Linked DNA regions of Homo sapiens: region 1 is linked to region 2. Evidence: read pairs that join two places in POLR2A ChIA-PET (ENCODE). Cell type or tissue: PC-3. All regions are shown on one strand. Each heading gives the region's core, and the rest is flanking DNA. Links, peaks and the distances in the headings are about the cores only.

What was found. Peaks named below come from ENCODE experiments on the same cell type or tissue, not always from the same donor. Only the 100,000 strongest peaks of a DNase experiment are listed, where the experiment ranks them.
Region 1: POLR2A ChIA-PET joins it to region 2 with 5 read pairs; 3 of 35 experiments call an interaction of 5 or more read pairs at or near these places.

The regions. Positions count from the first base shown.
Region 1 is chr3:167,848,022-167,854,534 of GRCh38, forward strand. No RefSeq gene overlaps it. Among named protein-coding and RNA genes, the nearest start is that of SERPINI1, 120 kb to the left of the region's middle. In PC-3, for the core only: no CTCF peak of the experiment used is centred there; DNase peaks (open chromatin) are centred at 3,360 and 4,370; H3K4me3 peaks cover 1,070 bases; H3K27ac peaks cover 3,139 bases.
Region 2 is chr3:167,689,484-167,695,996 of GRCh38, forward strand. PDCD10 (programmed cell death 10) reads right to left here. Exons shown (of 9, transcript NM_007217.4): 6 at 6,113-6,239. It also overlaps the pseudogene HMGN1P8. Among named protein-coding and RNA genes, the nearest start is that of WDR49, 39 kb to the left of the region's middle. RefSeq lists a silencer at 2,054-2,193. In PC-3, for the core only: no CTCF peak of the experiment used is centred there; no DNase peak of the experiment used is centred there.

The DNA of each region.
Region 1 (6,513 bases), core at 484-5,483, 160 kb after region 2:
ACATCCTCTGGTAACCACTATTCTACACTCTCTACTTTATGAGAACAACTTTTTATATTCACTTGTGAATGTGATCATATGGTATTTGCTTGGCTTATTTTACTCTACTTAATATCCCCCAGGTTTATCCACGCTGCCACAAATGACAGGATCTCATTCTTTTTTGTGGCTGAATAGTATTCCATTTTGTATTATGCCACACGTTCTTTCTTCATCTGTTGATAAATATTTAGGTTGGCTACTGTGAATAGTGCTGCAATAAACAGAGGCAGATATCCCTTGAATGTACATTTCCCCCCCGCCCTTTGTATACATACCCAAAGGAATGCTGGGATAGCCAGATCACATGGTTGTACTATTTTTAATTTTTATAGGAAATAATCATACTTTTTTTTTCCTTTTTTTTTTTTGAGACAGAGTCTCGCTCTGTCGCCTAGGCTGGAGTGCAGTGGCGTGATCTCGGCTCACTGCAAGCTCCGCCTCCTGGGTCCATGCCATTCTCCTGCCTCAGCCTCCCAAGTAGCTGGGACTACAGGCGCCCACCACCATGCCCGGCTAATTTTTTTTTTGTATTTTTAGTAGAGATGGGGTTTCACCATGTTAGCCAGGATGGTCTCGATCTCCTGACCTCGTGATCCTCCTGTCTCGGCCTCCCAAAGTGCTGGGACCACAGGTGTGAGCCACCACACCCAGCCCATACTGTTTTTTCATAATGGACGTACTAATTTACATTCCCACCAGCAGTGTGTAAGGGTTCTCTTTTTTCCAGAACCTCATCAACACTTGTTATCATTTGAGTTTTTGATAGTAACCATTCTGACTGGAGTGAGGTGGTATCTCATTGTAATTTTGATTTGCATTTTCCTGATGATTAGTGATGTTGAGCATTTTTTCATAGATCTCTTGGCCATTTGCCTGTCTTCTTTTAAGAAATGTATATTCAGGTCTTTTGCTCATTTTTTAATTGGGTTATTTGTTTTTTGTTGTTATACAGTAGTTTTAGTTTCTTATATATTTTGGATATTGTTTATAAATGTTCTATTCTCTTTCCAAACTCAAAAGAATTTATTTTTCCACAAAAATATATTTCTAGTACATTTTAAACAGATTTTAGGAATAAGTTTTCCTAGCATTTACATTGTATTAAAAATTTCAGTGCAATCTAATATGAGCTGTTGATTTTTCTTATTTTTACTGCTCTTAAAAATCCCAGCCTAGTGAAGAAAAGCATTCTGGGACATGATATATTAATTCCTGTCATTTAAAATTGTTTTACTTACAATTCCAGGAATTTGAATTTATAAGCAAAATAATTACATGATACCATGCACAAAGACTTAGCCAATTCTTACTCTTTGCTGGCTAAAATCTTAATAGGAAACCATGAGACTGGAATATATTATTTTTGATTTAAGCTTCTGCATGTTATCATCCAAGTTATTAAAATGTCAGTTTTATGTCTACATGTCTTATTCCTCCTTAGGTCAGTGAAAATGAATAAAAATTCAACATGATCACAACTTATTCTTATCCTCTTGCTCACCTATGTATAATGAGTACTTGCATTTCTTACATTTCCCCTTCTCAAATTACATGAAAAAAACAGTTACTGCCATAGGAGAAAGAATATGTATAATGTATATTTTATTAGATAAGCCTCCTTGAGTCTTAAGATTTGCATCTATTGTATTATTTAATTAATTGAGCTGTAAATATGTATAATGTGAAGCTGATAGAAATTTATGGGTGATTTCATTTAATTTTCCCCAAAGAACATGTTTCAGCCCCTATCTTTTTCAGTCTCTAGAAAATTCAACAGCAACTTCACATTATAGGAATTTTAATATGCACAAACATAGAGAGAATAGTAGGAATGAACTACCATGTGTCCACTACTAAATTTCACTTACAATAATTTTCCACATTTTACTGCTTTTGTCTCAGTAGCCTTTGATACGGTGATATCTCTTTCTTTTTCTTCTGATAACACATTCCCCTTCCTAGTTTGCTTACTACCCTCTGTCTGCTCCTTCATGAGCCCCTTCTCTTGTCTTTAAATTGTCATTTTCCCCTTGAACTCAACCACTGCCATGGGTTTATCTACCATCTTTGGCCAACTCCTAAATTCTCATGTACTGCTCAGATAGCTTTTCTGAGGAATATCAAACTCAATATGACCAAACAAGAACACATTAGCTTTCATATTCTCTTCAACCCAGCTCTGCTTTCAGTATATCAAGAAATGATCTATCACTCAATTTTTTATAGAGATTAGACATATGATCCTTGATGGTCCTGTATTTCACAATAAATCATCAAGTTAGTCAATTTAGTCTTAGTGTCCTTAACCCTTTTAAAATGTGCCTATGTCCTTCCAACTGTATTGTCAAACTCTAGATCAGCATTGTCCAATAAATATAATGCAATCCATACATGAGAGTAGCACATATAATCTTAAAGTTTCCAATAATTACATTTTAAAAAGTGAAAAACAGATAAAATCAAATTTAATAAGATATCTTATTAAGATATCAGCATATCCAAAATATTGTCATTTTAACATGTCATCAATGAAAAAAGTTAGTAATTAGATATTTTACTTTTTTCTTATTAAATCTTTGGAATCTGGTATGTATTTTATACTTAAAGCACAACTTTATTTGGACAGGACACATTTTAAGGACTCAATAGCCACAGGTAGCTAGTGTCTACAATATTGGACAGAGCAGCTCTAGTCCAAGTTGCAACCACCTCTTGTTGTGTCTGTTAATGGGTTTCACACATCCCCACCTGGGCCAGTTTCAATTCATTCTTCCCAGGCAGCTAGAGTAATTTTTTTTTCAATCCCACTGTGCTCTAATGGCTACCAGCTTAAATCTTTCAGTGATTTTTCACTTTTCTCTTTGGCTAAAGTCTGTACATAACCTATAACATCTTTTGTGATCTGACTGCACTTTATCTCTCCAATTTGTATAGCGCACAAGGCTTATTCTCATCTCACAGCTTAAAGCTTAAAATATTTTTGTTCCTATCCATCCTTATTCTTTGCTTAAGTACCACTTAAATGTTTCCTTGAGATCCATTTCCACTCTTCTATCCCAGAGCAGGTTACGATTCCAATTACTTAGTATTACTGCACAGACTGCTTTTTCTTCACAGGAGAAATTATTTGAGTTATTAATTATTTAATGTGGGCCTACCATTCCAGACTACTAGTAACTCTTATTCATCTACACAAAGAACAGTGTTTGATATTAAATAAATATTTACTGAATGTATGAATTTGGTCCTCTCAACATTATTCACATGAGAAAAAGCCAAGGTTACCAAGATAGGCATAGACCAATCATGAGTCATGGGCCTGGGCTAGGCAAGGGACTCTATGTTTGAGCACAAAGCTACCTCATTCTTCCACAAAATTAATGTTGTGTTAGCAAGAAACACGGGGAGGAGGTGGCTATTGTGTAGGCCACTAACACTGTCTACCAGAATTTCCAATTTATCATTGTGATAGACTGCTTATCTACTTTGACTTAAATCAGCCCCAAGAAAAGCAAGGCAGAACCATCTGGAGATACACTTGTGGATGAAGGAGTTTTGTTTTTAAACTATAAAAGTAAAGGAGAGGAAACATTATTAACTAGGATTCACAAACTCTCCTGTACCAACTCATTTGGCTTTCCCAACAATTGTGACAACCTAACTACGTTGGTGTTACTATCATCAGCCATAATTGACAAAGGAGAAATCACAAATCAGAAAGGTTAAGTGATTTTGTCCAAAGGCACTTGGTAATCATATGTTAGGATTTGCAGAAGGACATATGTGTTCTGATTTCCAAATCGAAACTCTTTTCCCTTCACGAGTGGTACTTAAGAGTATCGGCATCACCTGGGAGCTTGTTAGAGAAAAGCAAATTCTCAGGCACCACCTCAGACTTAATAAATTAGACTCTCTGGGAGTTTGCCCAGTAACCTGTGTTTAACAAGCCCTCTAGGTGATTCCTTTGCACACTAAAGCTTGAGAACTGCTGCATTACACACTACTACCCACACTCCTTTCTGCTAAATTGATCACTTTTTTTTTCTGGTTGTTATATGGTTCAGCAGAAAAAGCAAAGTACTGCATTTTGCTGAAGTTCAACTCAGGAGTCCCTTTTGGCCATTTGGGAACATATAAAAAGTCAAATTTGTCTTTGCCTTAACTCTAGATTCAAAGGGCCCTTGAATTTTGGGATCCATGCATTGGGCCCCATTTTCAAGGTTACATTCTTGAATCAAACGAGCAGTGGCCAGTTATTCCTATATACAGCCTGAGTACACAAAGGGAAATAGGGTGAATCTGCAACTCATAGAATTTATTTTTATATACTTAATAATGAGTCATACTGTACTCTCTCCTCTGCCAAAATGAGAGCCCTTTGCTCTCTATTTCTCATACACTTCTGTGATCCGAATGTTTTACCACAAAACCTTCAGTATTTTCTCCTTTCTGAAAAAATAAACAAAAAATTTCAGTAACTAATAAACATCTCTGACAAAGATGCTCTAATTTTAGCATATAATACATTTGTCTTCTTTCAAATTTGATTCTGTCTTTTACTACGTTTTCAGTACTACAGTAATTCTAACCCATAAATAATGGGCCTATCCCTGCATACTGTCTATTTTCCACATTTCTGCCCTCTTCGTGAGAATGAAAGGATTAATAGACCCAAGGTTCATTTCAGGCCCAATTGCAGGCTGATACATCAGCAACGTCTGTCTCTCCCAGTTTTGGGAACCTGGCATTCTCAGTCAGTAACCACCTGGATAACTACAGATTTCTGCTTCTTCTTGGTTTTGTCAGAGTTCTATAGTCACACTTTACTATATTGTTGTCCCCCAGGAGCAAATCTTACATTGGACATATTATTTCCTAATAAAATTTGCTTGTACACAAGGAGAAAGCATTGTGCTGACTTTGAAGTCAGGCCAAATTCTATGGCTGATGACCTGAGCAAGCTGCTTACTTCTCTGTTCAGTTCCCCATCTATAAAATGGGTATAATTCAGTGGTTCTCAAATTCTAGGCTACATTGGCATTATTACCTGGAGGTCGTGTAAAAAGAGAAAGCAGGCCAGGTGCAGTGGCTCATGCCTGTAATCCCAGCACCTAGGGAGGCCGAGGTGGGCAGATCACAAGGTCAGGAGTTCGAGAACAGCCTGGACAATATGGTGAAACCCCGTCTCTACTAAAACTACAAAAATTAGCTGGGCATGGTGGCAGGCGCCTGTAATCCCAGCTACTTGGGAGGCTGAGGCAGGAGAATCGCTTGAACCTGGGAGGCGGTGGCTGCAGTGAGCCAAGATCACGCCACTGCACTCCAGCCTCGGTGACAGAGAGAGACTCTGTCTCAAAAAATAAATAAATAAATAAAAGAAAGCAGACTGCAGGGCCCTCCACAGATTTTCTGATTCAATGGGTCTATGACGTGACCCAATAATTTCATTTCTAAAAAGGTAGCTCAGGTGATGGCAGATGCTGCTTGTTTAGAGACCACACATTGAGACTCACTGGCATAATGTTACTAGGATTAGAAACACTACCTGCAATGTTCCCAATTCCAAGTATCCGCCTAATAACTATTAGTCCTCTGTTTTCCACTTCCATTCCACGTCTCCTAAAAGGAAAGGAAATAGATGACAAAAATAAATTGATGACATTGGATTTAAATGTAATACAAGCTAAATGTAATTATTGTTGGACAAGCCTTTCTGGAAGTAAACCAAAAGAGTATTTCTGAAGAAGTAAATGAAAGGAAATATTTTAGATAAGTGAACATTTAGAAGCTAATGACTAGCACTAGTAAAGGCATCAGGCAAAGGGAAGGCCTATATACTGTTAGCAGAAAAATAAACATATACGTAATTTTGGAGAGCTATTTGGTAGTACCCACCAAAATGTGACCCAGCAATTTCACTTCTAGAACTATATTTTTGAGAAATAAACACAAATAAACAGGGATATAGTGCAACATATTTGCATAGCAGCTCCTAAACTCAAGAATGCAAGAAATGTAATATTTTTTCCATAAGTCAACTTGATTTATATTTCAAGCCCATTGCACCAGGTGGTAAAAATAAATCTCATTTATTTCAGGATTCATTCCCTGATATATTTTCTGCAGTTGCATCTGAAAATCAGGAGGCACATACAGAGCAGAGGGGTGTGTGTGTGTGTATGTGTGTTTGTGTGTGTGTGTGTGTGTGTGTGTGTGTGTGTGTAGAGTATTTGACCTTATGTCTAATCCATTAATGCTGTCATCTGCTGACTTGGCCATCATTCGGTTGGTACTTGACAGATTTTATATACAGATTGCTGCTGCCTCATTGCATGATTTTCTCCTCACAGTCCCATCCTGTCTGCTTCATCCTCATCACCTGCTGCTTCTATTGCCCCCATACTATCGTGGGCTGCCAGATACTATGGGAGGCTGAGACTCTGATTTCTTTGACACCTTCAGATGCTTAGG
Region 2 (6,513 bases), core at 991-5,990:
ATCAAAATGAGCGTATGTTTCATATACAATAACAGTGGCTAGATTCTACAAGTCAAAAGAGTGGGTCTGAAACATGTTGCCTCATGCACCTAGGGAGACAAAAACACAGGGGAGAAGAAGGGAGGGTTTTGCTGGACAAAAAAAGAAAGACCTGCTGATAAATACTGGAAATCTCTATTTTAAAAGGGGGTGGGGGGAGGCGCAACTCCTCAGGTGACTGCTGATGAGTCAGGTTTGAAAACTTGGAGCTAAGGTTTAATGCCTTATTGGAACAGAGCTCTCTGTCAACCAAGGCCATTTATTCCTAAGCCTCTGTTTGGACACGAGGCAAAAGACTGTTAAATGCCTACCAAATTGTAGAAAAAATGTTCTCTAGAAACAATCTGCAGCAATGTATGTCAAATATTATGTTATCCATATGTACACAGAAAAGTATTTTCATTTATGGCACCAAGGTGTGCACATAGAGAAGCTAAATTATATTAGTAACTACCAGAGAGTTTGTTTCCTACGAGAGAAAATACCAGGACAAAAAAACCACTATAGACAATTAACCAGATAAAGAACTGAGAAAAAACTTGAGGGTAAAATAAATATCGCATAACTAATGAATGCGGCTTGGTGCAGATGAATTCTGTGATAAGAGGCAGATAGTATGAGTAGAAGGAGAAGGAACTTAGCAATTTGCACCAACCTAATAGCGCAGCTTTGCGAAACATTACACTGAAAGGCAAAGGCTTCAGATGAAACGTAAACATACATCTTATCAAAAAACTGCAATAGAAAAGTAGAGTTTCTAATCATGCCACCCAAATTTGCATGATACGCATTTATGCAAATGCACTAATGAAAGGGAATCCCTGTGCTTTATGTTGAGTTTGGTTTAGACTGGAAAACTCTGAAAAAATCTATTCTGAACCCTTCATGAAAACTCCTAACTTAAAACAAATAAACCTTGCTGAATTTTAGCCTAAGAATATGCAAATGCAGATTACAAACAGTAAATAAATGCCTGGCTTTTTTATTTTGGTCTGTTAAATCACGAGTCTCCACTAGTTTTCCATTAGTTGAGATGTATTGGACTTCAAAAAAAATACAAATTAATTTTATAACATATTTGCATAGCTCAAATGTACTCAGGCACACACATTCATTGATCAAAAGGCCTTTTGAAATATTTGCTGGATCATTTTTCCTTATCAACTCCATTGAGAAAAGGGAGGAAAATCCTCATTTCACAATGTTATTATAGCATGTACTGTTGAATGTATGCTAGGTTCTGTGCTAGGCACTTCATGTACATCATTTCTTTCAATTCTCACAAGTCATTACCCTCATTTTCAGAGGCACAAACTAAAATGACAGAAGTTAAGCAACTTATATCCAAGGTTACATAGCTAAATGTTGGAACACAGATTCAAATCTAGGTCTGCTAATATATTCAAAATTGCCTGAATATTTATTAGCTGTCAGGATTCTTTTTTACTTGTACTTTGATACAATCTATAGCATCACCTATAGTACTTGGTGTAATATGTATATGACATATGCTTATTGAAAAATGTTGCTAAAATGAATAAAGGGGATAACTACCTTAGATATAAGAAAGTAAAATATTGGAGAAACGCCTGAAGAAGAAATCATTTTCTATTTTAGTGCAATTTTATCCACTAATTTGTCAATTAATAATGGTAAGAACATACATGAAAATGTACCAATATATGACAGTGATACAAATAATTATACTTTAGCCTATCTATGCTATTCATATGTGGTTGAATTTTAGTCTCAGAAATAACATACATATCAACAAACTTGCCAGGGCAAATTATCCCTCCTCAAATGGTTAGGAAGTAAATTTTCATTGCCACCATTACTCTTAATTCAATTGTGCTAAATTAGTACACTCTAGAAAACAGAACTGAAGTATTATTACTCCCTCATAAAGAAAACAACACCCTAAAGAAAGCCTCTGTCAATGACTATAGACAAGACTCTTAAGCTCAATTTCCTTATGACTAAAATGTGCTGCTAATAATGTGGTTTTCAAACCGCAGCTCCCTAGAGTCACAGACGGTTTAGCAGAGATGTCTCAGGGACTCTGTAGGGGGAAAGAGGATGTCAAAGTGACAGGATGAGAGCTCTGGGCCTACATTTCTATGCCAGTTTCAACCACAATACTGTTATCTCTCTCACGTACTGGCATTCTATGTTAAAATATCCTTTTTCACATTTCTTTCAAATGGCAGAAACTCTATTTTTCAATCTCCAGATTACATCAACATTGGAAGTCTGTGATTGGGAAACAGCAGTGAACACCTGGCATTAGATTGCCTGGGTTCAAATCCAGCTCTACCACTTAATAGGTAAGTTCTGTGGCCTTACCTAATTTTCTGTGCCTGCTTCAATTTCCTCACTTGTTACTGGGTTGTTGTGATAAGTAAATAAATGTAAAGTGATTAAAATAGTGCTTAGCATATAATAAGTCCTATATAAATGATTGTTATTAAGATGACATTGATTATATAAACCTACTTCGATGATCTGAAGCAAAATCTGCTGCAAATATTATTTTAAATGTCAAATCTTCATAGAAATGTGTCATGGCTCATCAACAAGTACACGATTATCAAAGCAAATGAAAACTTACCAAATTATTTCAAAACTTTAGAAATAAATAGTCTAAACAACTAAGTTTGGGATCACTGACAATTTATCCTTTTACAGGCCAAACATGTTTACTTTAACTATACAGGGCGAGTATCCCTTAAACAAAATGCTTGAGACCAGAAGTCTTTAGACCTGGGGATGAGGCCCAAGTATAAACATGAAATTCATTTATGTTTCATAAAGTGCATCCATATATGCATACATTTTGTGCATACAACAAAGTTTTGATTGTGTTTTGACTACAACCCATCCATCACATGAGGTCAGACGTGGAATTTTCCACTTATGGTGTCATGTCACGGTGCTCAAAAAGTTTTGGATTTTGGAGCATTTAGAATTTGATATTCAAATTAGGGATGCTCAACTTGTACCAGATTAAAAATAAAACTCCATGAACAGTTGATTATCTTCCTCCTTCACATATTAAAAGTAGAAAAGGAAGCTGGGGCTTTCCCATAGGAAAGGTAAAATACAAAACCCTTAGGCCAGGCGTGTTGGCTCACACCTGTAATCCCAGCACTTTGGGAGGCCAAGGCAGGCGGATCACAAGGTCAAGAGATCGAGACCATCCTGGCTAACACAGTGAAACCCCATCTCTACTAAAAATACAAAAAATTAGCCAGGCATGGTGGCGGGCGCCTGTAGTCCCAGCTACGCTGGAGGCTGAGGAAGGAGAGTGGCATGAACCCGGGAGGCAGAGTTTGCAGTGAGCCGAGATGGCGCCACTGCACTCCAGCCTGGGCGACAGAGCAAGACTCCGTCTCAAAAACAAAACAAACAAACAAAACAAACAAAAAAACCCTTAGTGTTTGTCCCTTGTGACACAGATTTTGGCTATTCAATTAAAAGCCTTTTTTATATTCCTGGCCCTTAATTATTGTCAAAGAGTAGGGTCATTCCTTGATAGCTGGGTTGCATACCTATCACGAACCATTATTTTCTATGGGACATATTCCTCTCTTTATGTGACTCAAAAGAGAGTATCCAAACTAGCTAGGTATCCAAACAAGCTAAAATAGCATTTCTCAATGTGAATGACAAAGAATACTATTTTCAAAAGATGAATGTTTTCTTTTTCTTTCATAATTGAGATTTCATCAGTTGTGTTGAGGATCAGTACACAGACATTTCAACTTGTACATAATTCTGAACATATGTACTGCAAAATCTAAAAAGCCACGTATCATTATTATTCTCTAAAGTTATTCCAGTGACTTTCCAGCTTACAACTGAGGCAAAATTACCTTAAAAGGCTATCAAGTACCAGTACCTTCAAATGTTGATAAGCTGTCACATACGTCCCACCAATTCACAATTTAATAGCATATACACTATATACTTTAATCTTTCACAGCACATTAACAAAGTTATTAGAAAAACAGGACTACCATGACCAAAGATGTTACAGAGTGCACACAATTCTGATAGGTAGAGCCAGGCTCAAGGAGTGGTTTGCCCAAGGAAACAATTCCACTAAAAAACAACATGAAGAGTAGAAGTAATTTAAGGCCAGGTGTGGTGGCTCACTCCTGTAATCCCAACACTTTGGGAGGCCAAGGCAGGAGGATCACTTGAGCTCAGAGGTTAGAGACCAGCTTGGGCAATGTAGGGAGATGTGGTTATCTACTAAAAATTAAAAAAAAAAAAAAGAAATTAGCTTGGTGTGGTGTTGTACACCAGTAGTCCTAGCTACTCTGGAGGCTGAGGTGGAAGGACTGCTTGAGCCCAGGAGGTTGAGGGTGCAGTAAGTTATGATCATGCCACTGCAGTCCAGCCTGGGTGACAGAGTGAAGTAATTAAAAATGTTCAAGACATGAAATGCAGGACTGCGACTCCACTTTGCCATTTAGTATGCTTTATATTATGGGATATAAAAACTAACCACCCATCTATGGAATGTTAAGCTGACACCCATAACAGTCAAGGCTTCCCATAATTCAATATCCAACATTATTTTCCCATTGTACCAAAAAATAACCAGCAAATTAAATTATTTCACCTCTTTAAAAAAAAAAGCATTTACACTTAAAAAATGGAATGCAGTGGAATTCCCTCCTTAAATGTTTCTAGAGCTATTAAAAAACATTAGAGCTACTAAAAAACATGCATTTACAACATAGTTGATAAAAATATTCTCCTGGATTATGTAAGAAGAGAGACGGGGAACCACTGATAAGACATGGTATGCGATATTAATCAGACTGGGCTTCTTTCTCTCCTGCTTCAGAGGCTGGACTCTCTTCAGTTTTAGTTTTTCTGTTTTCTGCAGGTAAATCTTTATTCTTAGCTACTTTGGCTTGTTTTCACTTTCCTACTCTTTTCTCTTTTGTTTGCACTTTTTTGCCTGAAGATTTATCTTTTCCTGCTACCTTTTGGGGCTTCAATTTCCACTACTGAAAGAGCAGGTTTAGCTGACAACCACATCAATCTCCTTTTGGGATCTTCCCTCACTGTCCCATCAGCTGAGCTGACCGTCCTCTTGGGCATCCTGGAAGTGGGGAAGGCGCATATCAGATGCATGTGGGCCATGGCATGCTGAGGGCCTTCACAAAGCTGGGCTGCCTGGCTGCTGCCACTCCTCCCACTGCCCAAACTCCAAAAGATGAATGTTACTATTTATTCCAAGTGAGTCTCCTTAGGTTCTTCAAAGTTACCACATATGTCACAGCCTCTTCCAGAAAAAGACCTGCGCTAAATCTTTTCTCCCCAGCAATATCTACCTATGGTTTCACCAAAACCATGCATTGATAGTGACACTGCAAGTATTCCCAGCTTTCTTTGTTTTTTATCCACTGAGGCTGAAGAAAATTATCAGACTTTCTAGTTTAAAGATACTTATGTAGGGATTATGTTTTCACTCAATCCCCTACCCTCTCACCCTTCACTGTACTCCAGAAGAGTGTCCCTGGTCTGAGAACTACTGCTCTAGGATGACCCTTCTTGCTGCTGCTCACCAGCCAGCCTTCTGGCCCCATGAGTATTCTTGGTCTTATTTAACCTATATCCCCCAAAGGCAAGGATTTAGAGGCTATTTGGTCAGTCTTAGAAAACACTACTCATGCCTAAGAGTACGTTACTTACCTTAATGACTGCTGCTATTTCTGAAATAAAAATTATTTTGGTATATCTTACTACCAATCTCTAGGATATATCCAGTTTCTCTATTCATTTATCTGACATTTATATCTTCCCATCATTTATGTAGTTCAAACTACATTCCAGTTTATGCACATTTCATTGTTGTTTTAAAATTAAACATTCTAAAAAATGCTGTACTCTGAAACCAAACGCCATAAAGTTAATAAAATGTGGTATTTAAAAATTTGAGATTTTATTTCAAATAAGCATTTCAAGTTAGTCATACCAAAATTAAAAAATGTAGATGAGTAGTTCCTCGGAAGTACTTTTAAGAAAAGAAGAAACAAAACAAATAATTGCTTACTTGATTGTCTGCAGAAACCTCACTCTGTCATTGATCTCATCTGGGATCTTACTGAGAATTTGTTTAAGTGCTCGTGCCTTTTCGTTTAGGTCTTGGAATTCTGGCTCTGGTCGTTCAATCATATACTCTGATAAAATAAATACATAATAAAAAACATCCTGCGACTCTCTGCCAAATTCATCACATCTAAGAATTTCCAATGTTGGTCAAAGGCAGGTGAGGGAGGTGAAAGGCCAGATAATTAGGAAAGACAAGGTTGCAAAGCAGAATTCATTAGCGTTTGACTTAGTCCAGTAACAACAGCAGGGCTCCCTTCAAGTAAAGTATCACAAAAAGAAAGAATAAATATTTTCAATTTGGGACAAAAGGACATCCCATGAAATCTTAAAAAAAAAAAACAC